Linked DNA regions of Homo sapiens: all the other regions are linked to region 2. The links are chromatin contacts, found by Hi-C or POLR2A ChIA-PET in ENCODE. All regions are on one chromosome and are shown on one strand. The core of a region is the stretch at or near the end of the contact, and the rest is flanking DNA. Distances in the headings are between cores, read along the strand shown.

What was found. A loop is a pair of places that touch in the nucleus more often than their neighbours do. ChIA-PET counts read pairs that join two places held with the same protein, here RNA polymerase II (POLR2A). Pooled maps may share reads with other maps.
Region 1: a loop to region 2 is called in a map with no recorded cell type, with 6 times the contacts of the local background. The contact joins the enhancer-like site here to the promoter of ZUP1 in region 2. A Hi-C loop is called at or near these places in 13 of 37 single-sample maps with no recorded cell type and 5 of 50 pooled maps. POLR2A ChIA-PET finds 5 or more read pairs at or near these places in 1 of 52 experiments (T-cell).
Region 3: a loop to region 2 is called in a map of OCI-LY7, with 2.2 times the contacts of the local background. The contact joins the enhancer-like site here to the promoter of ZUP1 in region 2. A Hi-C loop is called at or near these places in 1 of 168 maps with a recorded cell type or tissue (OCI-LY7), 13 of 37 single-sample maps with no recorded cell type and 3 of 50 pooled maps.
Region 4: a map of GM12878 shows a loop between it and region 2 (2.3-fold over the local background). The contact joins the promoter of DSE here to the promoter of ZUP1 in region 2. A Hi-C loop is called at or near these places in 1 of 168 maps with a recorded cell type or tissue (GM12878), 6 of 37 single-sample maps with no recorded cell type and 9 of 50 pooled maps. POLR2A ChIA-PET finds 5 or more read pairs at or near these places in 2 of 52 experiments (OCI-LY7 and naive thymus-derived CD4-positive, alpha-beta T cell).

The regions. Positions count from the first base shown.
Region 1 is chr6:116,391,403-116,398,766 of GRCh38, reverse strand. The region is part of intron 1 of DSE (dermatan sulfate epimerase); the gene reads right to left. Among named protein-coding and RNA genes, the nearest start is that of DSE, 24 kb to the right of the region's middle. Within about 2 kb of position 6,091, at least 7 of the 41 ENCODE cell types and tissues checked have a DNase peak (open chromatin) inside an H3K27ac peak, as active enhancers do.
Region 2 is chr6:116,666,867-116,674,088 of GRCh38, reverse strand. ZUP1 (zinc finger containing ubiquitin peptidase 1) reads left to right here and starts at 5,323. Exons shown (of 10, transcript NM_145062.3): 1 at 5,323-5,523; 2 at 6,882-7,222. The coding sequence starts at 6,897. RefSeq lists an enhancer at 5,299-5,488 and a silencer at 6,250-6,399.
Region 3 is chr6:116,406,092-116,413,583 of GRCh38, reverse strand. The region is part of intron 2 of DSE (dermatan sulfate epimerase); the gene reads right to left. Among named protein-coding and RNA genes, the nearest start is that of DSE, 39 kb to the right of the region's middle. RefSeq lists a silencer at 7,291-7,492. Within about 2 kb of position 2,108, at least 8 of the 41 ENCODE cell types and tissues checked have a DNase peak (open chromatin) inside an H3K27ac peak, as active enhancers do.
Region 4 is chr6:116,369,697-116,376,883 of GRCh38, reverse strand. DSE (dermatan sulfate epimerase) reads right to left here and starts at 5,937. Exons shown (of 6, transcript NM_013352.4): 1 at 5,763-5,937. It overlaps LOC100287467 (a long non-coding RNA gene), which reads left to right and starts at 5,165. Exons shown (of 1, transcript NR_148944.1): 1 at 5,165-7,187. RefSeq lists enhancers at 5,066-5,566, 7,081-7,130 and silencers at 5,564-5,858, 5,621-6,150.

The DNA of each region.
Region 1 (7,364 bases), core at 4,842-7,341, 280 kb after region 2:
TACTACAGCCTCTTTCACTGTAACTTATCTCCTTTTCCTAACATTTCTGAACCAGGGATTAGGATCAATACATCTGTAAGCAGACAAAATATTATGAATAAGGTTAAATATCCTCTTTATGTGAGCAGAAGGTGGAAAGAGAGAAGACAAAGGCCATGTAAACATCTGCCAAGCCCGTGTATTTCCTGGGCTGACATCAGCAAGCATGTAGTGAAGACCAAACACAGTGCCACTGGGACCAGAAACTGACATGCCTTCATTCAGAGAATAAAATCCCAGAATTAAAAGGCTGAAATAACACGGGTGCATTTTCCCCTTATTATCTGAAACTACTGTCTACTTTTTCATTTGGCATATGGGATTTTGGTGTCATTCAGTAAGTGAGAAATGTAAACAAAGTTCACATATTTTCTTAACTACTTGATTTTTCTTCAAAGCCCCTTTTTTCAGTGGCAGATTTGTGCACTGGTTAAAAGAACATCTTTCAAATGTAGAAACACTAAAAAAAATAAAATAAAATCCCCAAAACCTCAGCCTAGTCAATGTCCCACATCTGGGATAAAGCAGGCAGAAAATCCCTCAGAGGAAAGTCAGGGAATTCTTAAAATTCTTAAGAGGGGAAAGGTTATAGAAAGCAGACCAGAAAAAGACAGTTTTATGTAAATAACGAACAGTGGTTTTCAATTATTAAAGGGAGAAACTGATGGTGGAAAATCAACCTCCCAAGCTGAACACAAACTGTTTTTCCAAGGAAAAACTGCCTCATCATATTTAGAAGAAGAAAAACTAATAATTTAACAGATATGGCAGATCAATCCACATTTTCAACTTGCTGTGTGTGTTTCCAAGAAAAAGGCAATGAGACATCATTTGAGGGTGCTACCTTATTCTGGAGTTTTTTATATTTCTACCTATATATGAAACTCGATGGCAGTGGTTTTGGTTTTGTAAAACATTTTACATTTATTTCAACAGCAGAACTTCTGATGAATAAAAAATTAATATAGCCATACTAAATAAAACATATGAAATAGAAATAACTCTTGGACTCTGCCAGTATTATGTCTAGCACCCAAAGTCTCAAGGCAGCTGGCAGGCTGGATCCTTCAAGGTCAGAGACCCAGCCAAAAGAAATAGTCTTCTGTGGTTATGCCTGAGGAGGGGTGTGGTCTCTGGCAGCACACAGAAATGGCTGGGTCTGAGGTAATGCTCAGTCCCCCCAGGGGCTTATTCCTTGCTCCATTTAGAGAACAATATACCGGCCAGGCACGGTGGCTCATGCCTGTAATCCCAGGACTTTGGGAGGCGGAGGCGGGCGGGCCCCTTGAGGTCAGGAGTTGAAGACCATCCTGGCCAAAATGGCGAAACCCCATCTCTACTAAAAATACAAAAATTAGCCAGGTGTGGTGGGGGGTGCCTGTATTCCCATCTACTCGGGAGGTTGAGGCAGGAATCGCTTGAACCTGGGAGGCGGAGGTTGCAGTGAGCCAAGATCCACCACTGCACTCCAGGCTGGGTGACAGAGAGAAACTCTATCTCAAAAAAAAAAAAAAAAAAAAGAAAGAAAGAGAATAATATACCGCTAACGATTAAAAAAAAATCCTGTATATATTAAGTCCCTAAAAGTCTAAGTCTGAATGCTCTCATCAATGCAATCAGCATTGTGGGGGTTTTAGACACTTTCTCCTTTAACTGAACCCCCATACACACACCCAACGTACATGCAGTGAAAGATCCCTCAACTACCAGCTTTTGAATGTGTGGGAGCTCAGGTGGATAGGGGAGTGGCTCCAGCTATGAGCATATGGGTAAGAAGGCATTAATACATGGAAACTAGAATTTTTCCATCTCACATTCTGTACAAACTTCCCCAAACGTGGGTAAGGTTAATTCATCATGTTCTTTGTCCTCCCCTATGCAACCACACTCCCACCCAGGCACAGAATCACTGTATATTCAGGACTGCTCCGAAGAGTCCCTCACACTGTGGGGCCTACATGCCTAACTCAGCAAAACTCACAATGTGACCCCTGCCACTTCTGCCACATTGCTTCCAGTTACGTAGGATATGTCTGAATATATTTAAACCAGAAAAGCTGATCCTGAAGCATAGAACCTCATTAAGATGTTGTTTTGGGAAGGATGCCATCTCAACATGCCAACTGTTATTGAAGGTTCTCTAGCTATTACTTTGAATTCGTGCAAGGGAGTCAGAGCAGCAAGGTTGTGCATTACTGTACATTTAAAATATTAATTTCCGTCAGAACACCACGTTAGCCAATGCAGAACCCATAGAGATTCTGCAGAACAATCATCTATGAAGACTGAGGAGAAAGAACCGTGGCATTCTCAATACCACAAATGGTGTACTACCTTCCCCATGCCCCACTCAGTGTGCTCAGCCCCCAGTGCTCTCCCAGCTATTAAGGCTTTTGTTGATTCACCCAAAGAGTTGATCTCTCTTGTATCTGGCACATACCTATATCACACCGGACTGTTTCGGTTGTTTACATGCAATGCCTCACAGAAGGTGAGAACCTTCTTCCTCTATGTATCATGGAGCTTAGCACTGAATCTGGCTTTTAAAAGGCAGCATGCTGGCTGTGCTGAACCAAATCCCTGGGCTTAGCTGTTGGTAGAGCAGACCTCATCAATAAAATAAGCATGGAGAAACTTTGTTCCCCCTTATTTGAAGCCAAGGAAAGTGTGGAACTTTCCAGAAAAAAAGTCCCTCTAGGAAACTAATGGGAGAAAACACGTATGAAGCCTAGAAACTTATGTAGCCTAAAAACTATCCACTAGTTTAAAAAGAAAAGAAATTAAATCTAACTAAAATCTAAACCAAACTTGTTTTAGGCTGATAACCTAAAAGAGGAAGTAATACCCACCCATCATTTTAAATCTGTCTAGAAAATTTCACTGAAAAATCTCTATTTCCAGTCATTGAGTTTTCTCTTTGACCTTCCACTCTAGACATTGTGTGTGCTCATTGTACAAAGAGAAGAGCCAAAATTAAATGAAAAGAGTGTTTCAAGATAATTTTAGGTGGACCAAAAATGGACAGGCTTTACGTTAATTTTACGTACTTATTTTAATGTGCATTATGAAAAACTATACCACATCAAACCTGAGATTTCTACAGATATGCAAAACTCCTGTTTAAAATATATTTAAATTTAAAAGTAAAAAAAAAGTAAATGGATATGGCAAAAATTGTTGAAGGTGGTACCTGAATAACTATAGTTTGAGAGATGCCAAAAATGCTTACCGAAACAAAGGGCATTAAAAGCTAATGAGTTTATGGGAATGGTCAGCCCCAACCCTCCCACTTTCTTTATTTTTTAGACGGAGTCTCGCTCTGTCGCCCAGGCTGGAGTGCAGTGGCCCGATCTCGGCTCACTGCAAGCTCTGCCTCCTGGGTTCACGCCATTCTCCTGCCTCAGCCTCCCCAGTAGCTGGGACTACAGGCACCCACCACCATGCCCAGCTAATATTTTGTATTTTTAGTAGAGATGGGGTTTCACCCTGTTAGCCAGGATGGTCTCGCTCTCTTGACCTCGTGATCCACCCGCCTCGGCCTCCCAAAGTGCTGGGATTACAGGCGTGCGCCACCGCGCCCAGCCAACCCTCCCACTTTCAACACTATGAAACAAACACAAACACACACACTATCTCAAAATGTGCCTTCTGTCCTGGAGAAATAAGTCTGAACTTCAAGATGTTTGTGCATGATCTCTCAAGCTATTCACCCCCTACTTCATTGTGTTTCAAAAACAGCAGAGCACTCCCAGGCCCTTTAAATCTTTAAGTTGCACTTCGCCCAGTTCAAGAGCATAGCATTTTCAACATGGCAAAATTACCAGCGACTCTCAGCAGCTGATGCTACTAATAAGTACTTTATCTACAACTCAATTCTCAGGCTGTTTCTGAATGATTCCATTGAGCATCATGTCCCCTGAAATTCTCTTTTTCCTCTTTTAACTCTACAACTTTCATGATCCACTTTTTCTTCCCATTCATTTGTCTTATGTCACACAACTTGGATAGTAAAACATTCTTAAATCTATGAGGTAGGAGGATCAGTTGAGGTCAGGAGTTTGAGACCAGCCTGGTCAACATAGTGAGACTCCATATCCACAAAAATAAAATAAAATAATAAAAAAATTAGCCAGATGTGGTGGCATGTGCCTGTAGTTCCAGCTACTCGGGAGGCTGAGGCAGGAGGATTGCTTGAGCTCAGGAGTTCGACGCTGCAGTGAGCTATAATTGTGCCACTGCACTCTAGCCTGGGTGACACAGTGAGACCTTGTCTTTAAAAAAAAAAAAAATCACGCTGTTACTGCTATAATTCAGATAGCAATTTGATCATCTCTCTGCCTGTATATATTCAGCAGTCCAAGTTTAGCATTACGTGTAGGCCAAGCCACGTGAATTATGAATTACAATTACCTTAAGCAGATCTTTATAAAGCAAAGATAGGCCCCAAATTATTTTGCTGTAATTCTGGTTCCAACAATCCACTGCAGCTATTATGATTCAGCAGTCACACAGAAAAACTTCGTTTCTGTGATCCTAAATGCTTTTCACATATTTGATCTTTTACTCTTCAATAACTTAATATAGCAAAATAGTATTATTTGTTCCACAATAAATTTCAGAGAAAGAACTAGAACTTGCACCTCCTAAATCCTAAGCCAAGATTCTTTCCTTTAACCAAACTAATTTGTGAGAATGTTCAATAACATTAAAAGTTCCATTTTTTTGCCATCCTTACACAAAGAAAGCACAGAAGAATATGCTGAGAAGAAAAAACTGAACACTAAACTAGTACATCAAGTTTCAAAAAAGATTTGGGTTTCAAATGATCTGGGACTGTTTATAGAATGAAACAAATGGTAGTACAAAAGTTCTTTCAATTCCACAGGCTTCAGAAAACAGAGAAAGTATAAGGATGGGAGAAAGAAATCACCCTGTAGAGAGTAAAACATGCCCCAAACTAAGATGGATTAAAAAACCCTCTTATAATATGTGCCAAATTTGAGGAACACAACATAATGATTAACAGTATGGGGCATGGAGTTGGGCAGACAAGAGCATAAATCTCAGCTCTGCTGCCTCCTAGCTTTGATCAACTGACGTCCACTCTCAAAACCTCCCTTCTGTCATCCACAAAATGAAATATGCTTCATGGGGTGATTAGACATGTGTGATGCACTTAGCATAGAACATGACATGAAGAGCTCAATAATATTTATAAAAAGGAAGATGTTTCAGACCTGCAAGATTATACTAACCTATTGATAAAATATTTTATTTGAAAGAAACTAAATCTTCATACTTTACAGGTAAAAATATAAGAACTATAGATGTTAACTGACTAGGGCCAGATCATACTGCTTATTAGAGACTTAGTTGAAATTGGAACACAATGCTTCTCACTCTTCAACACATCACTCATAGTAAGCTCATCACTCACTGGAAAGGAAAGTATACGACCCTTTAAATTTTTCAAGTGTTTGTTAGAGGTTTTGCCCCAAAGAAAAGAATAATAGATTAAATGAGCTATTAACTAAATTTTCTTCCTAGGGTCAGTAATTTAATTCTTCATATACAAAAGGCGACCACTTCTTTTTTCTCCTTTATTCTGTCAGGAGAAAGGCCTGCCGATCTAACAGCGACTGGGAAACACAGTCCCTGGCTGGAAAGCTGTTTCTTAGTAACACATTTATATTACGGAAGGAGTACATTAAAATTTAGGGGACACCTGCTGCCACTGCAAGGCGGATAGGTTAACCTCAGTACAGGGTCTGGTCCTGGCTCCATCACTGCCATCAGTATCTCAGCTGATCATCCTGGAGATGAGATGCTACTTAATGTTAGGCTTCCCTACCTCTCACATATGAAAAACCAGAATGTCAGCATATTCGTTTACCGTCAAGCAGATTGGGAAATATTTTCTGACTTCACAGGAAACCAACACAGGAAGTGAATTATTAGATAACTGTCTGGTGAACAAGTAAAGAATCAGAACAAAGGCAATGGGAAAGGCCCTGAACTTGGGGCAACTTGACCAGTTAAGATCGCTACCATAACTTCATTTGAAGGAGGCTGCTGAAATTGCCAGCAGCTGTCACAGATGTCCTTGGGGGTATCATTAAAGACAAAATTTTAAAAACTGAGTTGTAATCATATTTAGAAAACAAGAGTGAAATGTACATCCCCTATAGCTCCTGCCACCACACCCGCCAAGCTCAGCCTAAGAGCAGCTGCTCCAGTTTGCTCAACTTAATGGATGGGCCCCATAGTTAGTTACATGATTAGGAATAATCCCCCACACTAGAACCAGTGTGCCCATATCCATGGCAAGATTGAACAGGCAGACCCGACAAATGAATGTTCCTGACGTTGCACCCTCTCCCGTGGAAAACAGACAGATGTTGCCGAGGTTAGGCACTGTGACTCGCTTGCTCATGCTTCCATTTAAGTCCAAGTTCCCTCCTCCTTCAGGCCTCCATTGAAGTTTTAGGAAAACCCTGATTGCCTGAGAGCATTAGGATATACTAGACAGGGCTGCATTGCCTTCTCTGATCCATTTTAGGATTTAACTCTCAGAGAAACCTTCCAAGTGCTTTGGGGAACACCTTGCTGTGGTCTCACATACTATTTCACTGTTGCTACATATTTTAACTATAGTAATAAAATGCATATATTTTAAAAGGTCTCCTCACTTTTCTATTTCAGTTTTATTAAATGCATAATTAAAATAATTTTTTGAAGAATGTTTCCTCAATACCAAAGTAAAACCTTACATGTCCTTGGTAAATTTTTGTAGTGAAATAAATCTAACCTTATTCTTAAATATGTCAAATCCTAAGAAAACCTATGGCTTTGGTACTGCAGAATCGTTCCCTAAAATTATACTCCCTGATGTGTAAAGCCCGTGGACTCAGACAAAAAGGAAAATCTTAAAACTGAGAGCTCCTTTTTTTTTTTTTTTTTTTTAAGACGGAGTCTCGCTCTGTTGCCCAGGCTGGAGTGCAGTGGAGCAATCTTGGCTCACTGCAAGCTCCACCTCCTAGGTTCATGCCATTCTCCTGCCTCAGCCTCCCAAGCAGTGGGACTACAGGCACCCGCCACCACGCCCAGCTAATTTTTTGTATTTTTAGTAGAGACGGGGTTTCACCATGTTAGCCAGGATGGTCTCGATCTCCTGACCTCGTGATCCGCCCGCCTCAGCCTCCCTAAGTGCTGGGATTACAGGCGTGAGCCACAGTGCCTGGCCAAAACCGAGAGCTCTTAATCAAAATCAAGAATACTTTTGCTCCCTAAAAGGTAATTTCCAAACAAAAATCCACAATATGAAA
Region 2 (7,222 bases), core at 4,074-6,573:
CCAACCTCAGCCTCCTCAGTAACTAGGACCACAGGCACACGTCACCACGTCCGGATAATTTTTTGTATTTTTGGTAGTGACGGGGTTTCACCATATTGCCCAGGCTGGTCTCAAACTCCTAAGCTCAAGCAATCCGCCTGCCTCGGCCTCCCAAAGTGCTAGGATTACAGGTGTGAGCCACCATGCCCGGCCCCATACCTTCCACTTTCTTTGCTTCTTCCCTCATTTTGGTGGGAGCTTCCTGGGAAATAATAAGAAATAATGTTTCAGGAGAAATTATTATTAAGTCATGAATTATCATGTCATTTCATTGATAACTAATTTTCCATTGTTTTTGTTGTTATTCCTCTCTGTATCTCTTATTAGTTGGATGTAGAATCCAATTTCTCATTTGATTATTTTCCTTTCCTGTTTTTCTATCCCTTGTTCTTTTTGTTCTGTTTTCTGAGAAATTTCTTGGGCTTTATCTTCCAGGCCTCTATTAATATGTGTATTTTAAAGTATGAAATATTTTTAATCCCAACAGCTATTTCCTATTTTGGATTTAGAGATTCAATACATTTTCTTATCTATCTGAGGATATTAATTGTGGTTTCCATTGAAATTTTTTTCTCTTTCTTTTTTTCTTCAGAGCTTACTTTTTAAACTATGATTATTGTTTAGCTCTCCATCTTACTTGCCATAGGCTGTACTCAAATGCCTGGAACCCTTGAGTATCTATTCATATTTAAGAATAAGACATTAAAGAAACCTTCTATACACTGTGCGTCAGTGGGGCTTGTTTATTCACCAATTGGCAGCCTTCCCACAGAGTGGTAAAATAGGGACCTGGCTGTATCATTGGATAACTTCCTAAAAGTTGACATCTGTTAGGTCTTTCTCTTGGGACAATTGATTTCTCTGGGGAGGAATTTTCCAACCTCCTGCCTTGGAGGCAGAAATCACATATCAAGATGTGATGGGGGAAAAGGAGCAAGAGGTTCATAATTTAGTATTTAGCCTTCCCTATTTCCCATTTTCAGTCCAGTGCCTTTACCCTAAGGATAGGGTCAAGCCTTTGAACCCCCAGGATAGGGTTCATAGCTGGTTTTTTTGGTTCGTTTTCTTCATGAACTAAATCTGTAGTCTTCTATCTGGAAGGGAAAGAGGAGTCTCATGGCAACCTAGCTGTATTAGAGTTCTTCAGAGAGACATAACCAATACTATATACGAGAGGCAATTTATTAGGGAATTGACACATGATCACAGAGGTGGAAGTCCCACAATAGGCCATCTTGCAAGCTAGAGCACCAGAGAAACTGGTAATGTGGCTCAGTCCCAGCAGCCTCAGAACCAGGGAAGCAGAGGGTTTGGCCCCCACTCTGAGGCTAAAAGCCCAAGAGTTCCTGGGAAGCCACTCGTGCGAATCCCAGTGTCTAAAAGATGAATATGGTGCAATCTGATGTCCAAAAGCAGGAAGGAAAAAGGTGTCTTGTTCCAGAAGGGAGAGAGCAAAGAGAGAGAATTCCCTCTCTTTCCTGTTTGCCCCAGCCTAGCCCTCAGCTGACTGTATGGTGCTTGCCACACTGAGGGTAGGTCTTCCTCTCTCAGTCCACTGACTCACAGGTCAATCTCCTCTGGAAACACCCTCACAGATACAGCTAGAAACAATGCTTCACCAGCCATCTAGGCATCCCTCAATTCAGTCAAGTTGGTAGTGACGGGGTTTCACCATATTGCCCAGGCTGGTCTCAAACTCCTGAGCTCAAGCAATCTGTCTGCCTCGGCTTCCCAAAGTGTAGGATTACAGGTGTGAGCCACCATGCCTGGCCCCATACCTTCCACTTTCTTTGCTTCTTCCCTCATTTGGCGGGAGCTTCCTGGGAAATAATAAGAAATAATGTTTCAGGAGAAATTAACCATCACACTGGTGATGGAGAAAATCTAGAGTTGGAGTTCTAACTGTTCCTTATTCAGACTTTCAGTAAAATGATCCTTTATTTAGTTCCAAATGTCACCATCATTTTTAGAAGTATCTTGTGTTTAATTTCTGGAATTTTCAGATTTCTGGGAAGGAGGAGTGTATTAAGATGGAGTAGGGACCCTACTTAGGGGCCCGTGGGCAACCCCCAAGCATGGAAATAAAGGAAAATATTGAGTTCCTTCAAGGAAAATTCCAGGAACCTAGCTAGCGCTGAGAAATAAATGAGCAATTTGATAAACAAAAAGGTAATAGTAGCTTAAAACATTGGCCCAAAAAAGTCAGGAGATGTTTTATTCCCTATAGAAACTTAAGATAACATTTTAACATATGTCCCTGGGTTGTTTTCCAGAAACCCAGATCCCCCACCAAACAGATCTACTGTCCAACATGATTTGACCCCTGATAATGGGAAACTGAAGACTAAATCCTGATCGCTGTTCTTTGTTCTGAATTTCTTCCTGAGGGGCCTGGAGGAGATCACACCCCTGAGCGAGAGCTAATATTCTTTTCTGCTGATCCCAAATTTTTAGACAAAGCTTTGCCTCCTTAGCAAATCAAACGTCAGAAAATCTTTGAATCCACCTGTAACCTGTGCCCCGAACCACTTCAAGATGTCCAGCCTTTTAAAATCAAACCAACGTATAGCTTCCGTGTATTGATTTATGACGTCGCCTGTAACCTCTGCCTCCTCACCTTTAAAAACTCTTACCTGTAAGCAATGTGGGAGTTCAGGTCTTAAGCATGAGCTACTCAATTCTCCTTCCTTGGTGCCCTACAATAAATGCCTCAACTTTCTCTTGCTGCTATCCCAGTGTCAGTGTTTGGCTGTGCTGTGCTGGGCAAGCAGACCCCAGCTGCTGTGCTGGGCAAGCAGAAACCCATACAAGTCAAGACAGTATGACTTGACTTGGTTTTTGTTGACATCGGTTCTGAGTTAAGTTCGTTATTAATCATTCATCTTTTTTTAGCTTTCAAAGTTTTGTAAAATCTCATTAGCTGTTAGTAGTATTATTTTTATTTTCCTGCTATCATTTTAATAGATTTTGAGAGGCAGAGAAATATAAATTTACATGTTTAATCTTCCATGTTTGTCCACAAATTTCCAGAACGATTTTTTTTTTTGAGACAGGTTCTCATTCTGTCGCCCAGATTGGAGTGCAATGGTGCCATTATGGCTCACTGCAGCCTCAACCTCCTGGGGCTCAGGTGATCCTCCCACCTCAGTCTCCCGAGTAGCTAGAATTACAGGCCACATCACCACGCCCAGCTAATTTTTGTATTTTTTTGGTTGAGACGGGTTTCTCCATGTTGCCCAGGCTGGTCTGGAATTCCTGGGCTCATGCGATCTGCCCGCCTCTGCCTCCCAAAGTGTTGGGATTACAGGCGTGAGCCACCGCGCCTAGCCAATTTTTAAAAACATACTATTTATCATCAGATAACATCACCCTCCTATTTAAATACCTCACTAGTTTTCTACCAGGTCCTACATGATTTGGCCCCTGTCTACAACCCTAACCTCATCTTGTAATCATTTTTCTCCTTACCACATTATGCTCTGGTCAAAAAGTGTTCTTTTTGCTCCAGCCTTAGGCCTTCGTTCTTGTTATTTTATCTGTCTGAAATGCTATTTCCCCTGTTGGTGTAAGGTTTGTTCATCAGCACACTCAACCCTTCATCAAGACCTTTTCTAAACATTCGTATCTCTATAATCCAGTTTTCTTTTCTTTCTTTCTTTCTTTTTTTTTTTTTTTTTTTGAGACTCAGTCTCAAAAATCTATTGCTCTGTCACTCAGGCTGGAGTGTAGTGGCACGATCTCAGCTCGCTGCAACCTACGCCTCCCGGGTTCAAGCAATTCTCCTGCCTCAGCCTCCCGAGTAGCTGGGATTACAGGCACCTGCCACCACGCCCAGCTAATTTTTGTATTTCTAGTAGAGACGGGCTTTCACCATGTTGGCCAGGCTGGTCTTGAACTCCTGACCTCAAATGATCTGCCCGCCTCGGCCTCCCAAAGTGCTGGGATTACATATGTGAGCCACTGAGCCTGGCCAATCCAGTTTTATTTTCTTCATAGCACTTATCATGATCAGTTAATTTACTTTTTATTTCCTCTACCTCACCAGCATGTAAGCCTCAAAAATCCTGAATTTTGTGTATTTTGATTACTGCTGCAGCTCCTGTTGCAAGCAAAACGCCTTTCTAATAGACACTCTTTAAATATTTGTTGAATGAAATAAAGCCTGAATGACAAGATATTTGTGATTTTGGGCTAACATGGTGGCTCACACTTTGGGAGGCCGAGATGGGAGGATCATTTGAGGCCAGGAGTTCGAGGCTGCGGTGAGCTATTTTAGCCACTGTGCTCTGGCCTGGGTGACAGAAAGAGTCCTCCTCTCTAAAAATACATACATACGGCCGGGCACGGTGGCTCACGCTTGTAATCCCAGCACTTTGGGAGGCCGAGGGGGGCGGATCACGAGGTCAGGAGATCGAGACCATCCGGGATAACACGGTGAAACCCCATCTCTACTAAAAATACAAAAAATTAGTCAGACGTGGTGGCGGGCGCCTGTAGTCCCAGCTACTTGGGAGGCTGAGGCAGGAGAATGGCGTGAACCCGGGAGGCGGAGCTTGCAGTGAGCAGAGATGGCACCACTGCACTCCAGCCTGGGCGACAGAGCAAGACTCCGTCTCAAAAAATATATATATATACATACATACATACATACAAACCAAGATATTTGTTATCTTGTAACCTTGAGGAAAGAACCTGGTATCCTTTACCTTCGGTGCATAGCTGGGAGCTTGATACCTAGCAGCATTATAAACCCTTTATTGATACTAAAATAGAGTGCTACTCAGCAGGCCCTAGTGTAGACTGCTATTTGCCCCAGGACCTGCCCTGTGAACTCATTCAGATTAAGTATGAATGACCTCAGAGCCCGGTTTTCTCTCCTAGCAATTGAGTGGCAGGAAACTCGATGGGAGAAGGAAAAACTCGGAAATGGGAGGAATGCAAAAATGACTACATCTCTCAGGAGATCGAGACCATCCTGGCTAACACGGTGAAACCCCGTCTCTACTAAAAATACAAAAAATTAGCCAGGCATGGTGGCGGGCGCCTGTAGTCCCAGCTACTCGGGAGGCTGAGGCAGGAGAATGGCGTGAACCCGGGAGGCGGAGCTTGCAGTGAGCCGAGATCGCGCACTGCCCTCCAGCCTGGGCAGCAGAGCGAGACTCCGTCTCAAAAAAAAAAAAAAAAAAAAAAGACTACATCTCCCAGAATGCACTGCATAGAGACCGGCGTGGAGCGGCGCATTCTGGGATTACTTCTTTTCCGTGGGAGTAAGGAAGTGCTTTTGAATGAGGTACTGAGGGCCAAGGTGTTGGAAGTTCCTAATTCTTTCCTCGGTTAACTGTGAAACTCTGCGTATTGGGAAGGCCTGGCCTCAGTCATCAGGCCAGGAGAGGTACTGGACGCCGCGCACGCACTCGTCTGCCAGCGAGGCCCAAAGGGGAAGCCTAGCGGAGCTCAGTGTGGCAGCTGCTGGCCTCTGGGCCGGTAAGAATTGATGGTCCCCTCCCTTATTCCCCAGGCCCAAAGCTTTGACCCAGTTAGTGCCTGCTAGTTTCGTGTGCCTGGCTTGTGCCTTTGGCGCGGAACGTTTGGGAGACTCGGCCTTGCGGTCTTCTGACCTCACCCACCACGTACCTAGCTTGGCACTGGGTCCTTCATGCCTCTCACTCGCTTCCTCTGAGGCACCTGGGTACTCTCTTGTCTCTTACCCGCTTAATCTGAGTCCATGTCCAAGTTCATCATTCTGTGTCTGACCGTGTCCCAGCCACCGGAAGAGAAGAAACTCCGGGTGTGACATTAATCCCACTGGGGGCTCGGGAGAACTGCCTTCTAAAATCAGAGACTGTATCCATTTGTCTGGAGAGAAATGAAAAAAATAAGGACAATGTAGGGAGGTATTTTAAAGGTAAATTTATTTAAATGAAGTGATAGTGTCATTACTTTTCCTGTTTGATTTTAAATAGTCTTTAGCTGAACGATGACCTGTAGTAGGAAGGTGGTGGCGAAGTGATTGCTTTTTTTAAAATTATTTTTTTAACACTTTTATGTCAGTAGTCAGTACTTTATTTGTCCATAAAATCCAAAAATAACTACCTTTGGATTTTACAGTAGTCTTTGACTGAACCTCAGAGAGATGAGATTCCTTACCCAAAATGATGAATCTGAAATTATTACCCAGTTCTCTTGACTCTGGAATAAGTGCTTTTTTCTACTATACCACTTCTGCTTTTATTCTTGGGGCTGAGAGTACAGGCTGTGGAGCACGACGGGGTTGGCATTTTGGCTTCCACCTTTTTCTGCTTGTGGTGACCTGTCTGAGCCAGAATTTCTTTATGTGTAGAGCGATAATAATAGTACTTAAATTACAATAATAGCACTTAAATAGCACTTGATACATGTAAGACTCTAAGTTTACAGTGTTAAACTCTACTTGTAAGATGTGTTTATTTACCTCCTCAATATAATCAGCTTCAGTATTCAGTATTTAGATATATCAGTTGATAAATAGGTTTCTTCTCTTCATTTTTTTCTTACCTGATTTATCTTACCTGGACAATTTTTTAAACGTTATTTTTTCTCCACCTTGGGCCAGAGACATTTTTTGAAATATTTTATTTTTAAAATTACTTGTATTCATTATTATTGCCTTTTTTTAAAAAAAAATAAATGAAATTTTGGTTGATATTTATAAATAAGTTTTTGTATTTGAGGAACAGTAAGTACATTGAAAACTTCTTCATCAAAATAATCCAGCGTTAAAGACCAAGTAATTGTCTCAAATCATTTTATGAAACACATTTTTTCTTCAAATCTTTGAAACCTAATGTTATGTTCTTTTCTAGCTACTTGTCAATACCATGCTTTCCTGTAATATTTGTGGTGAAACAGTAACCTCAGAACCAGACATGAAAGCTCACCTAATTGTTCACATGGAAAGTGAAATTATATGTCCATTTTGCAAGTTGTCAGGTGTGAATTATGATGAAATGTGTTTTCATATCGAAACAGCTCATTTTGAGCAGAATACACTTGAAAGAAACTTTGAGAGGATAAATACAGTACAATATGGAACTTCAGATAACAAGAAAGACAACACCCTACAGTGTGGAATGGAAGTTAATTCAAGTATTCTTTCAGGTTGTGCATCTAATCATCCAAAAAATTCAGCTCAAAACCTGACTAA
Region 3 (7,492 bases), core at 859-3,358, 260 kb after region 2:
TGCACAGTTTATTCCATTCAGCCCCGGAAACCTGACATATAATCATTAATCACAGGCCTGTACTGTTTCTTAATGAAATAAAGATGCTTCCCAATACATTTTGAGAATAAGCATTCTAAACACTAGAATTATAGAATAAAGAGGGCATCTTAAAGAGTGGAATGGTCTCCACAGTGGAGATGTCCAAGAAAGGATATTGGGTAGGGATTCTCTGGAAAAAATTTTGTATTTATCAGAATGCTAGGCAGGGCTTTCAAACTATAAATATACTGTGAAATGAATATAATGGGTTGCAATCAGCATATTTTTAACGGAATGAAATAGAAAATGAGGACAAGGCATAATTTAAATGCAAGGGCTATCTCATGAAACATTTATTTATATATTTATATATGTAAAGTTGAAGTTATGTGTGCATCAGCTTGTGCGTCCACTGCACTACTATTTACAACAGCAAAAACACAGAATCAACCTAGGTGCCCATCAATGGTGGATAAAGAAAATGTGGTACATATACATTATGGAATACTAGGCAGGCATAGAAAAGAATGAAATCACATCCGTCGCAGCAACATGGAGCTAGAGGCCATTATCCTAAGCAAAGTAATGCAGACACAGAAAACCAAATACCACAATACCGCATGTTCTCACTAGTAAGTGGGAGCTAAACATTGGGTACACATGGACATACAGGAACAAAAGACAGTGGGGACTACTAGATGGGGGAGGGAGGGAGGGAAACAAGGGTTGAGAAACTTCCTATTGAGTATTATGCTTACTACCTGGGTGTCAGGATAAATTGAATCCCAAATTGCAGCATCACACAATATACATACTATGGAACTGCACATGTACCCCCTAAATCTAAAAGTTGAAATAAAAATAAACAGTGTAATAAAATTAGAAACAAAAATAAAATTAAAAACTAGAAACAAATAAAAAAAGTTATGTCTGTACTGGGTTGTTTGTTACTGTAGGTCACAGTGAAAAAGTTTCAAAGCCACTGTCTTAGAGGGTAAATGTGATCCAAAATAAGCCACCCATCAGAGGCATGCTGCTGGCATGGAGGGCTGCTTCAGTGGGAGGAGCTGTGTTGAAATCCAGGCTGCCCAGGCACTTCCCAGCAGAGGGTCTGGAGCCAGGACTAAGACAAAATTCTCACTGTGAGATCATCAGGAGGAACCCAGGAGATCAGAGAAGTTCAGAATGTTCAAAGTAGAGGGCAGATGGTGTTGTATGAAGGGGGCAGGCATGAAGACACTAAATGGGCTCAGTCAATTCAGGAAGGAAAGCATAATTTGTCATGGTGTGGAAAAAAAAAAACAAGAAAAACATCCCTTGACCTCCAAAACAATTTTGTTTGTCTTTGAAGCCACTTACATTCAAGAGAAATAATGAAATAATGCCTGTGACAACACCCTGAACCCATAATATTTATTTTTTGTCCTGGGAATACAGTTTCAAAGAATATGTCTTTAAAAAGTAATTTGGCAGTACAGTGGATAAAAGTTAATTTAGAACTTTTCTTTGTGAATCATAAAAAATGTTGTGGGGTATAGTTATCTCCTATGTTGCCAAAAAAACAGAATAAATAAATTAAAATTATGAGCCAAACTTGTGAGCTAACTTCAATATGCCCCAGGCATTAAACACATTCCCCAGTTTTAGATCTAGAGTTACTGCTATACTGAAAATAAAAGTTGACCCCAAATGCTGAATGTAATCATATTGTCCCAACTTCTCTGACCAAGTTACAGGTTATAGTAGAAAAGCAGAAGGCAAAAGATTCAAACTGGTTTCAGTAATACTTTAAAATATTTCTCATATCAACAGGCTCTTGGAAAAAGGTAAAATAGTAAACTTCATGTGGTTTCTAGAAATTATGATTTAGAATGGGAAGATGCTGAAGTTAATATAAAATATTAGCAATACATACAGATTTTATTTATTCTTATCTCTTCATTTCCCAATTTTTTTCTTGTAATACTGAACTCACTGTAAATGAATCACAGATATGAACTAAAAATTGCTCACTAAGTTGTTACAAGCCCTAATAGCTATCTACACTTCATCAGGAACCTTTTTTCTTTTTCAACTTGAGAAGCAGCAGCACGACTCACTCAAGCTGATGCCCTCCTCCCAGAGTGCAGCCTGCACAATGTTTCTTTGGCTTCAGCTCCAGAAAGTGATTTGAGGACACCCACGTGGCTGCAGTGCTGTATCAGCACCTCGATTTCTCATTCTTCCAGCTATTCTTCATTTATTTATTGTAGCAGGATAATTTGAACTAAATACGATCTCCTTTGGACTTTCTGCATTTTTCTATCATCAACAGAAAGGATATATATTGTACCTGAAAGCATATTTCATATTGGATATATTTTTTTATGACTGAGACACACACACGCACAACACACACACACATACACACACCCATTCTTAAGTTACAGTGTACCACTGGCAAACAGGAAGCAGCTAAAAATAAAGCTTGAGAGATATAAATTGGATATCTCCTCTTGGGCCCACAGGCACTTCAATTCTGTATATCCAAATCCAAACCTTTATTATTTATAGCATTCCTCAATAGCTCCAAGTATTAGAAGCCCACTGAGAGATCCCACCATCCCATAAAGAAAATTCTTTGTCTCCTTTGGCCCTCAAATACAACTGTCAAGTCTTATGAATGCTAATTATTTATTACTGGAACTTGTCAATTATTTCCTATTCTAGGTTTTCATTTAGATAAACACCAAAGGCCTACTTGACTTCCTGGTTTGACATTGGCAATCTACTCCCACAACAAGATTCTTCTTCTTCTTTTTTTTTTTTTTTTTTTTTTTTTTTTTTTTTGAGACAGAGTCTCGCTCTGTCGCCCAGGCTGGAGTGCAGTGGAGCGATCTTGGCTCACTGTAAGCTCTGCCTCCTGGGTTCACGCCATTCTCCTGCCTCAGCCTCCCCAGTAGCTGGGACTACAGGCGTGTGTCACCACACCCAGCTAATTTTTTTGTATTTTTAGTAGAGACAGGGTTTCACCGTGTTAGCCATGATGGTCTCGATCTCCTGACCTTGTGATCCGCCTGCCTCTGCCTACCAAAGTGCTGAGATTACAGGCGTGAGCCACCACGCTCGGCCTGTAGATTTTTTTTGAAGCCTTAAAAGACATTTAAAAAATGAGCAAGATTAAATGATAATGCCTAGAGATGCACATTTGGATGAACTATAAGGGAACACAAGGACATGACGCCTGTAGGCACTGGGGCATCAGGGTAGTCTTTGTGGGAAGGGAGGGAACTGGGACTGGGATGTGGCCCATGAAGGGGCTTCAGGGAGTGACTGGCAAAGTCCTATTTCTTGACCTGTGTTGTACTTACCAGGGTGTTTGCGTCAAAATACTTTATCAGCTACACATTTATTCATATAATATTCTACTTTTATTTTTCAATGAAAAGGTTAACGTACATACATAAATCTGATCATGTCACTGCCCTGTTACACCTTTCAGTGGCTTCACAGTACTTGTAAAAAAAAGTCCAAGCTCCTTTATATAGTAGACAAGGCCTGGCAGCATCTGGCTCTCTACCCAAAGCCTCAACACTTGCTAGTTTCCTCCCTACACTAAATTTTCAGTTCCTCAAAAGCACTCTGCTTTCTTTTATCTCCAGGCCTTTGTACAGCAGCTACTTGTGCTTGAACAGTCAAGCACGGCTCCTTTTTCCCCTTCACGTGGCTGGTTCCTATCTGTCCTTCAGGACTCAGCAGGAAAGCCTTCCCTGACACTCCAATGTTGGGCAAAGTATTCCTAGATCTTCCCATTACACACTGTAGTTTCCCAGTCACAGCACTTATCCCACTACTAGTATTAATATGCTAATAGTATTAGTATTTATATCTTCCATAGACCAACAACTCCAGGCAAAAGAGATACATAACACGTCTTGAAATTTTTGTATCTCCAATGCCTAATAAAATACCCAGAACAGAGCAAGTATACAATAAACTTATATTGGCCGGGCGTGTTGGCTCACGCCTGTAATCCCAGCACTTTGGGAGGCCAAGGTGGGCGGATCATGAGGTCAGGAGATCGAGACCATCCTGGCTAACATGGTGAAACCCCGTCTCTACTAAAAAAATACAAAAAATTAGCCAGGCGTGGTGGTGGGCACCTGTAGTCCGAGCCTACTCGGGAGGCTGAGGCAGGAGAATGGCATGAACCCAGGAGGCGGAGCTTGCAGTGAGCCAAGATCACACCACTGCACTCCAGCCTGGGCGACAGAGCGAGACTCTGTCTCCAAAAAACAAAAAAACAAAAAAACAAATACAGTAAACTTATATAAAGTGAATATGTGCATACATTTATCGATAAATGAAAATTGCCTTTGGCATCAATTTATAAGAACACAAAATATAAGTGAAGTAATAAAGATAACAATAATAGTTAACACATTATGCTATGTACTGTTTCATTAACTAATCCTTCATAGTATGAAGTATATATCATATATATCCCCAAATTACAAATGAGGAAACTGAGCCACAGAGAAGTCAAGTAACATTCTCAAGGTCACACAGCTCATAAATGTAATTGGAACACTGGCAGACTGGCTCCACAGTCCTTGCTCTTAATTCCAACAAACTATCGCCTCCCCTTGCTTAACAGCACCGCCATTCATTTCAAAGACTGAAGCAGGTGGCTTTAAAGTGAATAAAAACAAAACTCTGTTGTAGTTACCTGATAAGGAGCACACATGGACATTACATGCATGTAAGAAGATGAACACCAAAATTCAAGGGATCAGGGAGGAGAGAAGGCCAGGTGCAGGAGGAATACTTCAAAGACCAGGTAATCTGAGATTCTCTGCTGAGCTATGCACCAAGATGTCAAATCCTGACATTCTTCCTACTGGCCTCCAAGTACGTCAAAGGTACAGTGTCTCTGTGATTACAGGCTGACAGACAAACGGCTGATGACAGGCACGTCTTCAGAGTGAAAGTGAGACCAGATAAGTAGGAGCAGCCACAGTACGCAGGGCACCAAATCAGTTTCAAAGTTGTATACAGATCCAGGACTTCTGCTCTCAGTAAGCTTAGACTCTCAATAAAAATAAGACAGATTATTCATTCATTCATCCATCCATTCATTCAATATAATTAATTAGTGTCTTTGTGGCAGGTATACCATATGTGGCTCTTGGAACCCCGAAAAATGCTGGGGCTACCCTCAATAAGCTTATGTGCCAGTAGAGGAGACAAATAAACCAAGAATTGCAGTGCAGGCAAAACAACCTATAACAGTTTTGCATGGGTTCCTTGGAACATATGAATCACACTGGAGGGTGGGTATAGAAGATGGAATCTGGAAATTTTCTAGAAAGAAGTTTCTTTGGAGCCGAATCTAGAAGATGTACACTCCTGGTCAGAAAACCAGGCAACCCAGTTATGACTGCAAACCAATGAATTAAATAAAAAGTAACTATAGGAATTGGGTTGGATGAGGGGCTAGAGAACATGTAATGGTGGAAGAAGTTAAGGTGGATCATACAGTCTGGATAGGGTTGGAGAGAAAGGTGGAAGACAAGGTATAAATCAGTCTGTAGGCAGAAAGGCCAGCTCAGGGCTGATCTGCAAACTCATTACTGCCCAAACTGAAGGCAGAGTTGAAAATACCAGTGCCACATGGTCCAACTGGACCACTGGGAAGACCACACATAAATACCTATCAGTGAAAAGCTTTAAAACAATAAAAATCACAAAATTCTAGAAAAAAATGTAAAAAATCTCTAAGCTCTGGATGGGTGAAAATAGATTGATCTTTTTTATTTATCAAAGGTACTTTTTCCTGAAGAGCTCACTTACATTCAAAAATGACAGAATCACCAATAGCAAAATGCATTCGTAGAGTGGCAAGAGTGAAGAACAGAGCAAGGGGAGGGAAGAGAAAAATGACTATGGGTAAATAATGAGCATAGTAGCAGCAGTGAAGCCACAGAACAAGAAGAAGTGGAAGACAGTGAATTTGTAAGAATGAGCAGATATGGCCAAGAGGTCCTAAAAGTTATAGTAATAACTATACACCAAGATACCTGCTAAGGTTATCTATGAGCCCTTGCAGTGTAATAGGGACAGAGAACTTTGAAAGTCATCTGTCCATACAGTTGGCAGTATCAACAAAGTGAGACAAATAAAGTAGATAGAAGAAATAGAGTGACACAAAAAGACATGTAAAAAAGTGAACCATCTTTTCTCTCCCACAAACCACTCTCTCCTCCCCATATTCTCCATCTCATTTGAGTATCAATATGCAACCAGTCACCCAGGGCCATCATTTATGCCTCCCTCTCCCTTACAATTTAAGTTTTAGTACATCTAAGAATCATATAGAGGACTTGTTAAAAATGCAGGTTCTGTGGCCTACTCCAAGAAGATATGATTCAGTGAGTCTGGGCGAAACCCAGGAATCTGTCTTTTTAAGGATACCCAATATGGTGAAAGACTCACACTTTAAGAAAGAGTGTCCTATATCTGATCAATCTCTGTGTAGATTTTCAGTCTTATATGTCTCTTAAATTTATACTTTCTTCTCCCCACCCTCACTGTTTTAACTGTGGTCTTCATTTCCCTCCTACACTAATATTATAAGCTTCTAACCGTTTCTTTTTTCCTGAGTCATTCCTTCCAAGCCATCCTAAACAGAAAGCTTTCTAAACCACAGGCTTATGTGGGATAAGCAATGATCTGGCCCCCGACTATGGTATCTCCTCCTGTGCTGTCCAGAACTCGCATGTTGACACTGGAAAGGAAAAGGAAAGATGGATGAGAGAGACTGTGGTAAGCATGACTGAAATGTGTTCCCTTAATGGACATGGCAGAAGGAGACAAAGAAGTAAAAAAGCCATTCTTAAGATACCTAAGGTAAAAGGAACTACCCAGCTTTATAAAGGACTCCATGAACATACTCATGTCATTATTACTCTCAAGTTATCATTAGCATGAACTTAATGTCAGCAAGACCCTACATCTTAAGTGGTGTTAGGCGTGAATATTTCATCCAAAAAATAAAGCCAACTTTTAAAAAGTGATTATGAAGTATCAATGAAAGAGAATACAGACATACATGCGGCACTTGCCAACTAACATTTTCCCTTATGATAATGAGGCAAGACATCCACAAAATTCAAACATCATGCTTGCCAGATTTTTATGTTAGAAAAATTTAAGACCCAGATTGTAAAGACTACATGAAACTTAATATATTCATGTTGCCTTTGTTCATATGGGGTGAGGGGCACTGATTTATACCCCAATTAAAGAGGGACGAGAACTCCTCTGGCCTTGAGCACAGTTCCCTCTGACAACTCTGAAAGCCCGCCCATGTTGCATTTAAAAAGGTATCAAATGACACTGAAAGGGCGGGAGGTAGGCGAGCAAGTGAGTCACCCATCGCAGAGATGACTTGAGGGTCATACCAATACTGAATCTTAGAGTCAATAAACAT
Region 4 (7,187 bases), core at 4,688-7,187, 300 kb after region 2:
ATAATCTACAATGGATATGTCACATATATGTAATTGAAAGCCAACTGCCTATATGTCTTTTGTTATATTTTCTCTAACAAGACTACACTTACCTAATAGGTATAACTATTCCCAAATATAAAATGCCAAAGCAAATTATGCTTATTTGTCAGTATTGTTCATAGCTTCTACATATTACTGAAGGGCAAATTCTGTTCTTTCAGGACTTATTTACTAACATTTAATGATAACACTACCAAAATCATGTTTACAAAATATTCCAAGGGAGCTGAAGCAAACAGAAGGAAATCCAGTGGTAATCAGTACACATTAAATTTCATATGTTATTCTGAATTAAAGACTGAACAAACTACTCCATTCAAGAAATAAACAGATCGCCTCAATAATCTTTTCTTCTCTTTCCAAATTAAAATCATTCCCTTCTTCTTTGTGATCTCTAACAGGCTCTCTGAACACTTTTCCTCCAGCAGGTTTATACTCTTCTGGGCATCTGAAAGAGGATCTGGAATCCACACCCTCAACAGGCTGGAACTTGCCTACACATGGCAGAAGTAAGGAACACAATCAGTAAAGGTAAAAATCCTGAAGCCAGCTAATGAGAACTGAGCAATCGGCCCAGGGCTTTGCAGGAATTAGAAGTGGCCCCACAATGGAATCCTCAGAAGGCATGAGAAGAGATAGAGAGAAGTGGAAGAGGACGGGGCTGCGGAAAGGGGGTCTGTAAATAGCCAGTTACATTAGTCTAGGAAGCACATAAGCATTTTAGGGAGCTGATGGTTCATGAGGAGTAGTGAGTAGTAAAAGGGATAATAAAGTAGACAACAGGAAAATAAAATGTTAGAGTCTTTAATAATATGAATTTGGAGTCACAAGGGATAAAAGTAGGATTAAATGTGTAATTTAAGTTAATCTTCTATTTAAGGTATACCACTAATGACTTGAAAATGAAAGACAAGTCTTTTACCTTTAGTATTTCCATTTCCATACCCCTAAAATGAGGGTAAGACACTAGCTCTATATCACTGTCCATTTCTACTACACTAAAATATTAAAATATTTGAATTCTTTGAAAAAAAAGTTAAAAGTACTGGGCAATTTCAAAATGCAAGTATTTATGTAGATGTATGTTCAGGGATTTTCCTTTACGGCAATTCTCTAAATGCATATGAATTTATAAGTGAGAGTTTACTAATAGTAATGGTCCTGCTATCCTATGCACAATACCTTGTATTTCTCTTTCTAGTTTGATTCTTTTCTGCAAGACTTCAGCATCAACTAATCAAGCCACTCTTCTATACATAACTAGAAGTTGTGAAACACTAAAGTGAGATGATAGAAATTTGGGATACATTTATTTACCATACACATAAAAAAGACTTTGAGGCAGGATCTTGCTCTGTCGCCCAGGCTGGAGTGCAGTGGTGTGACCATAGCTCACTGCAGCCTCGAACTCCTGGGCTCAAGTGATCCTCCCATCTCAGCCTCCCAAGTAGCTAGGAAGAAAGATTTTTCTTTAAAGAAAAATTATTTCAATTAAACATACTATCCAATTAATGAACAGTTTAATTTTTAAAAGCATATTTCCTATTAGAATGGGGCATTAGAGTTGAGAAGACTTTGTGAAACATACATTCTTCATTATTGTTATCATCAAATGGTACATCGATCAGTACACCTCAAGAGTTTGGGATTTTAATCTCTACTTCCCATTCTAATTCACCATATGAATTTCATAGGAAAATAATTTTCCTTTTCAGTACTCTGGGCTTATATATAACTTGCCTCATTGCCATGTTGGGCACCAACTTGAGGTATAAAGAATTTTGCTGTGTCACCCAAACATTTGCTGGTAATTTGGTGCTCCCAGAGAGTTTTATTCTAGCAATCACTATAGGGGAAGATAACATAATCCCATGAGAAAACCTTAACATATTTGCTATGGTTTGAATAACTGCCACCTCTAAAACTCATGTTGAAACTTTACCTCCAATGTGGATGTGGCAGTATTGAAAGGTAGGACCTAGAGGCGATTGGGTCATGAGCCTCTACCCTCATGAATGATTAATCCATTCATGGATTAATAGGTTAATGGATTCATGGGTAATCACGGGAATGAGACTGATAGTTTCACAGGAAGAGAAACCTGAGCTAGCATGAACAACTCCCTCACCATGTGAGGTCCTGGATCACCTCGGAGCTCTGTAGAGTCCCCACCGGCAAGAAAGCCCTCCCCAGATGCAGCCCCTCAACCTCGGACTTGGGCTCCATAACTGTAAAAAATAAATTCCTTTTCTTCTTAAGCTACCCAGATTCAAGTATTCTGTTATAAACAATAGGAAATAGAGTAAGCATTTAAGAACTGTCCTATCCTCTTCTCAGGCACATTCTTTTAGTAGGGTTATGTCACTAAATCTCTTCAGGTGCCCTACCCACTCCTTCAAAATAGTAAAGATCCAGCCCCCTCAGCAAACAGAATAATAGTATCCACTATAATGAAGTTCCCTCTACCACAGATTCTGGCTCTCCTCAAAGGCCTGCCACAAACACATCCTAAGTCAGTAACAGTATTTCTCTTTTTTTATTTGGGGAAGGGGCAGTGGGGTGGTGAAAAAGGATAATATTTACTATATTTATGATTCAAGTATGCTAATGGTTATGTAATATTTAATATATGCTACAACCACAAAATGCTAGTCTTTTGGGAGTTTCTTCTGAAAGAGGATCTGGAATCCACACCCTCAACAGGTTGGAGCTTGCCTACACATGGCAGAAGTAAGCAACACAATCGGTAAAGGTAAAAATCCTTTGACAGTTTCAGGTTATGTAATATTTAATATATGCTACAACCACAAAATGCTAGTCTTTTGGGAGTTCCTTTTTGAAAACAAAGATTACCAATATACTAAAACTCAAATTTAAATATTTTTTCTTTTTTTCTCTACAATTATTTATTGAAATAATACTATTGAGTGAAAATCATGCAATTTCTTTCATGCAACACAGTGTGATCCAAGGCAAGTATAAATAAATACCAAAATATTGTATCACAAATAACATTAAGAAATGTATAAATATTTTATTGTTTAATCGCAAAATGCACTTTCATCAGTGATCTTAAAGCACCTTTTCAGAAATTAAAAAGAGACTATAACGAGGCACTGGGAAGCATCTGCGAAGTTAAGAGCTTCATCTCATGGATGACCACCAGGTCCTCTCAGGGCAGCACTGCGAGATATTGAACCGGACAGCCCATAAAATCTCATTGAAAGGAACTGTATTAGCTTGTTTCTGAACGAATTTCGTAAATACTAAAGCAGATGTACACACAAACATTAGTCACTAAGATGGTCCTGATCTCACATAGCAAACCTAGTTGATGTCTCACCCAGTGCTTTTTCAACAGGTCCCCAAGATCAGGAAGGACAGCCTCAATCTAGCAGTATTGAGAATGGAACCTAATAACCCCATCATGGCAACTGCCTGTACTGTTATCAAAGTATCTCTTGGTCAAAGTTTCTTTTCAGATGGAGTCTTCTTCTGTCGCTCAGGCTGGAGTGCAGTGGCACAATCTCGGCTCACTGCAACCTCCGCTTCCTGGGTTCAAAAGATTCTTCTGCCGCAGCCTCCCAAGTAGCTGGGACTACAGGCGCGCGACACCACGCCCAGCTAATTTATTTTTTGTTTTGTATTTTTAGTAGAGACCGGGTTTCACCATATTGGCCAGGCTGGTCTCGAACTCTTGACCTGGTGATCCACCTGCCTCGGCCTACCAAAGTGCTGGGATTACAGGCGTGAGCCACCGCACCCAGCCCTTTTTTTTTTTTTTAATTCCCCTTCACTTGGTGACTGTACTTTCAGTATTTTTTAAACTGTCAGAATGTACTTTTTAGGCCAGTGTTTTTATTTAACTAAAACTTCATAAAAACGGATACTGACGTCATATACTAGTCAATGAAAAATAACTCTTCCCAAGCTCAAACTTAGGAAGTGCTGCTTATTGATGTTTCTCAGGTTCTACATTAGCAGCTCCAAGAGAGCTAAGGCTGATCTCATATACCTGTGTATGTAACCTAGGTAACCAGCACTATCTTGCACTTTTTGCTGAACCCACACAGACGGGTCACTAGGTGATGGAGACATCAAATTCAATCTGTTATCTTCTCCATTTTTACTAGAACAGACCTTACCTACATACTTCAGAAAAGAACTTATATCTGTATCGTGACCGTCAAAGGAAGAGGTCACAATACAGAAATCTAAGTATTTGCATGAAACAAATACTCAGATAATCCTATATTTTATTTTCTTCCATGCACATTAGGTTTTTTGTGATCCCATTTAGTAATATAGTTAGAATACTCTATACAATATTGTTTATCACTATTTCACATAGAGATTATCATTGAGAATTTTGTTTTGTTTTGTTTTGAGCCTGTCGCCCAGGCTGGAGAGCAGTGGCGCAATCTCGGCTCACTGCAAGCTCCGCCTCCTGGGTTCACGCCATTCTCCTGCCTCAGCCTCCCGAGTAGCTGGGACTACAGGCGCCCGCCACCACGCCCGGCTAATTTTTTGTATTTTTAGTAGAGACGGGGTTTCACCGTGTTAGCCAGGATGGTCTCGATCTCCTGACCTCGTGATCCGCCTGCCTCGGCCTCCCAAAGTACTGGGATTACAGGCGTGAGCCACTGCGTCCGGCCGAGAAATTTTTTAAAAACTTGAGGGAATTACTTAAAGTTTAAATTCTATAATGTGAAAAATACTAAAAATATGTATAAGTGAGATCTTTCATGCATTTAATTAACAGTGCTAAACCATGACTTTCTAAACCATGACCAACGAAAAAATTTTTAAAAAGAACTTTATTACACGAAGATTCCTAGAACTAAAAGCGTCATTGCCTGACCTAAAGAATTTCAGGTAAGTGAGGTTCACCTCCTGATTTTAACCAAAGGCTTCGGTTTCCATCTGAATGCCAGCCGGCTTAAGAGGAGGCTGCTGCTTTAAAGGAGCGATATAAACGAAAAAGTTCTCAGGTCACAAACTTAGCTCAGATTCCAGCCCCGACAGATCTTGAGCCCATGTGGCATCGCTTTCAGAGCTTCCCAGTCTGTGAGTCAAGCCCCCGCCTCCTCCCCTCCCCGGGACTGCCTCGGGGATGAGGTTTACTAACAATTTCTCCGAGTGCCGGCGGAGCCCAGGAGCGCTGGAATCCAGCGTCTGGGAGAGGCTTGGGGAGCTCTTCCTCGGCTTCTGCAGCCGCAAAGTAGGGTTGCCAGCGCCAGGATCTGCACACAAGCCGCCGCCACCTCCCCTGCCCCCAAATGGCTGGGGTACGGAGGGAAAGGAGGACGCGAGGGTGTGCCACCCAACCCCGCAGAGTGAAGCCGAGGCCCCAAGGACCGTCGAGGAAATCGCGGCTGGGCCGGCCAGATCCGACGCACGGAATGCGATCTCCAGGTTCTCATCGTGTTCCCGGCTCGGTGCTCGGCGTTCAAGGGGGTGGGGAGGATCGAAAAGCTGCCCCTCGAGGCTGCTCCGCCGCCGGGGAAGCCCGTGGCTCAGGCTTCACGCGTCAGGCGCTCTCTCGGAGTCCAGCCGAGCCGGGCCCGGGCGCGCAACCCGCGGCGCTCCGCTCTCAGCCGGGGACGTGGCTCTCCGTCTCCCGCCCGCGCCGGGACAGCCCCGAAGGCTACCCGCCCGAAACTCCCGAAGAAAGTTGCGCCGCGCGCCCCAGCTCGTCCCTTGCGCGCCCCTCCACTTACCGCTCCCAGCCGAGGCTTCGTTCTCTCCGGCGTCGCCTCCGCAGCCTCCAGAGCCAGCTCCCGGTCCTCCTCACTCCAGGGCGCCCGGGCTCCCGGCCCCCTCCGAACCGAGCCCTCCGCGCCCCCGCCGCGCCATGCCCCGGGATGCGCTGCTGCAGCCTCGGGCGACGCTACTGAGAGCCGGGCCGGCGGGGGCGGGTAGGTGTGGGCGAAAGGGGCGGAGGGAGGGACGCGGCGGGCGCTGAGGCTCCGCTGGAGGGGGGAGGAAACCGCAACGTCACCAGAGCCAGAGGAGACGAGGATGAGGAGAGGGAAACGGGGACCCCCTCCCCCGGCCGAACCCCGACCGCAGGCCCGCCCCGCTTTCTCCCGCTCCTCCTCTCCCGGGACTCGCCGCTCGCAGCTGTGCTCGGCCTTCCACGCCACCCGGCCCGGACTCCACCCGCACCCCCGCCCGCCAGGCCTCTTTGGCTCTAACTTGTTCTAGTTTCTTAGGACTCAAACGCTTCGGGTTCGAGAATCACACCCAAAGGAAAGGTAACTTTTGGAGGCCCAGGGGGAGGAGCTGATGCTTCCATACTACTCTGCGAGAGGAAAGCGAGGAAGACGTTAAGACTCTTACTACCGGGACTGGTGCCCACTCCAGTCTGCCTCCTCCCGAATAGTTACTGCCTCTTTTCTCTCGAATTCGGTTTTACTCTCTTCTCAAAGAGAAGTTAGTGGGAGGGGGGACTTTGGGGCGGGGGTCACCTATAGAGAAGCAGTTCTCTTTTTTACTGTACCAACAAAATACACTAAATCCAAGCGCACCGAACCCTGCAAACGGAACAGATTTTAATCACAGAAGGTCAGGAGCAAAGCATTTAATGTAGGCAGCTCACAAACAGAAATTTATCTTACGCGGTGGGGGGGTGTGTGTGTGTGAGAGAGAGAGATCCCTCATGCACCCAAGTTCAGGTGGAGCATTTGCAACCTTGGTAGTCACAGCCTCCTGGAGAAGAGTCCTCCTGTTTTCCAAAAATCAGCCACTGCTCAAACACGCTCAGCCAGGTCCAACCAGGCCCCAAGGAGATGTGAGGTAGGATCAGGGCCATCACCTCAGGAATACTTTGCCCCTTCCACCTCCACCCAGTGTGTGCAAGTAACCTACCAGACCTAGATTGTACAGAAGTGAAAGATTTGTAGGATACTTACCCATTCATTAGAATGAGAGATATTTTACTGGGAGCAGTGCTTTTCTCCATGAGTTCTGAAGGGCACCTCCATCCAATTCCTCTATCCTCAGAGGTTCTCACTTCTATTTGGCCAAATAAGGAAAAAATGTGGATGTCTCAGTTTATGCTTCTCTTTTTCAGAAATTGCATTTAAGAGGAACTCCTTACAAACAGGTCAAGAGGAAGTGGTACTATTAAATTTTTTAAATGT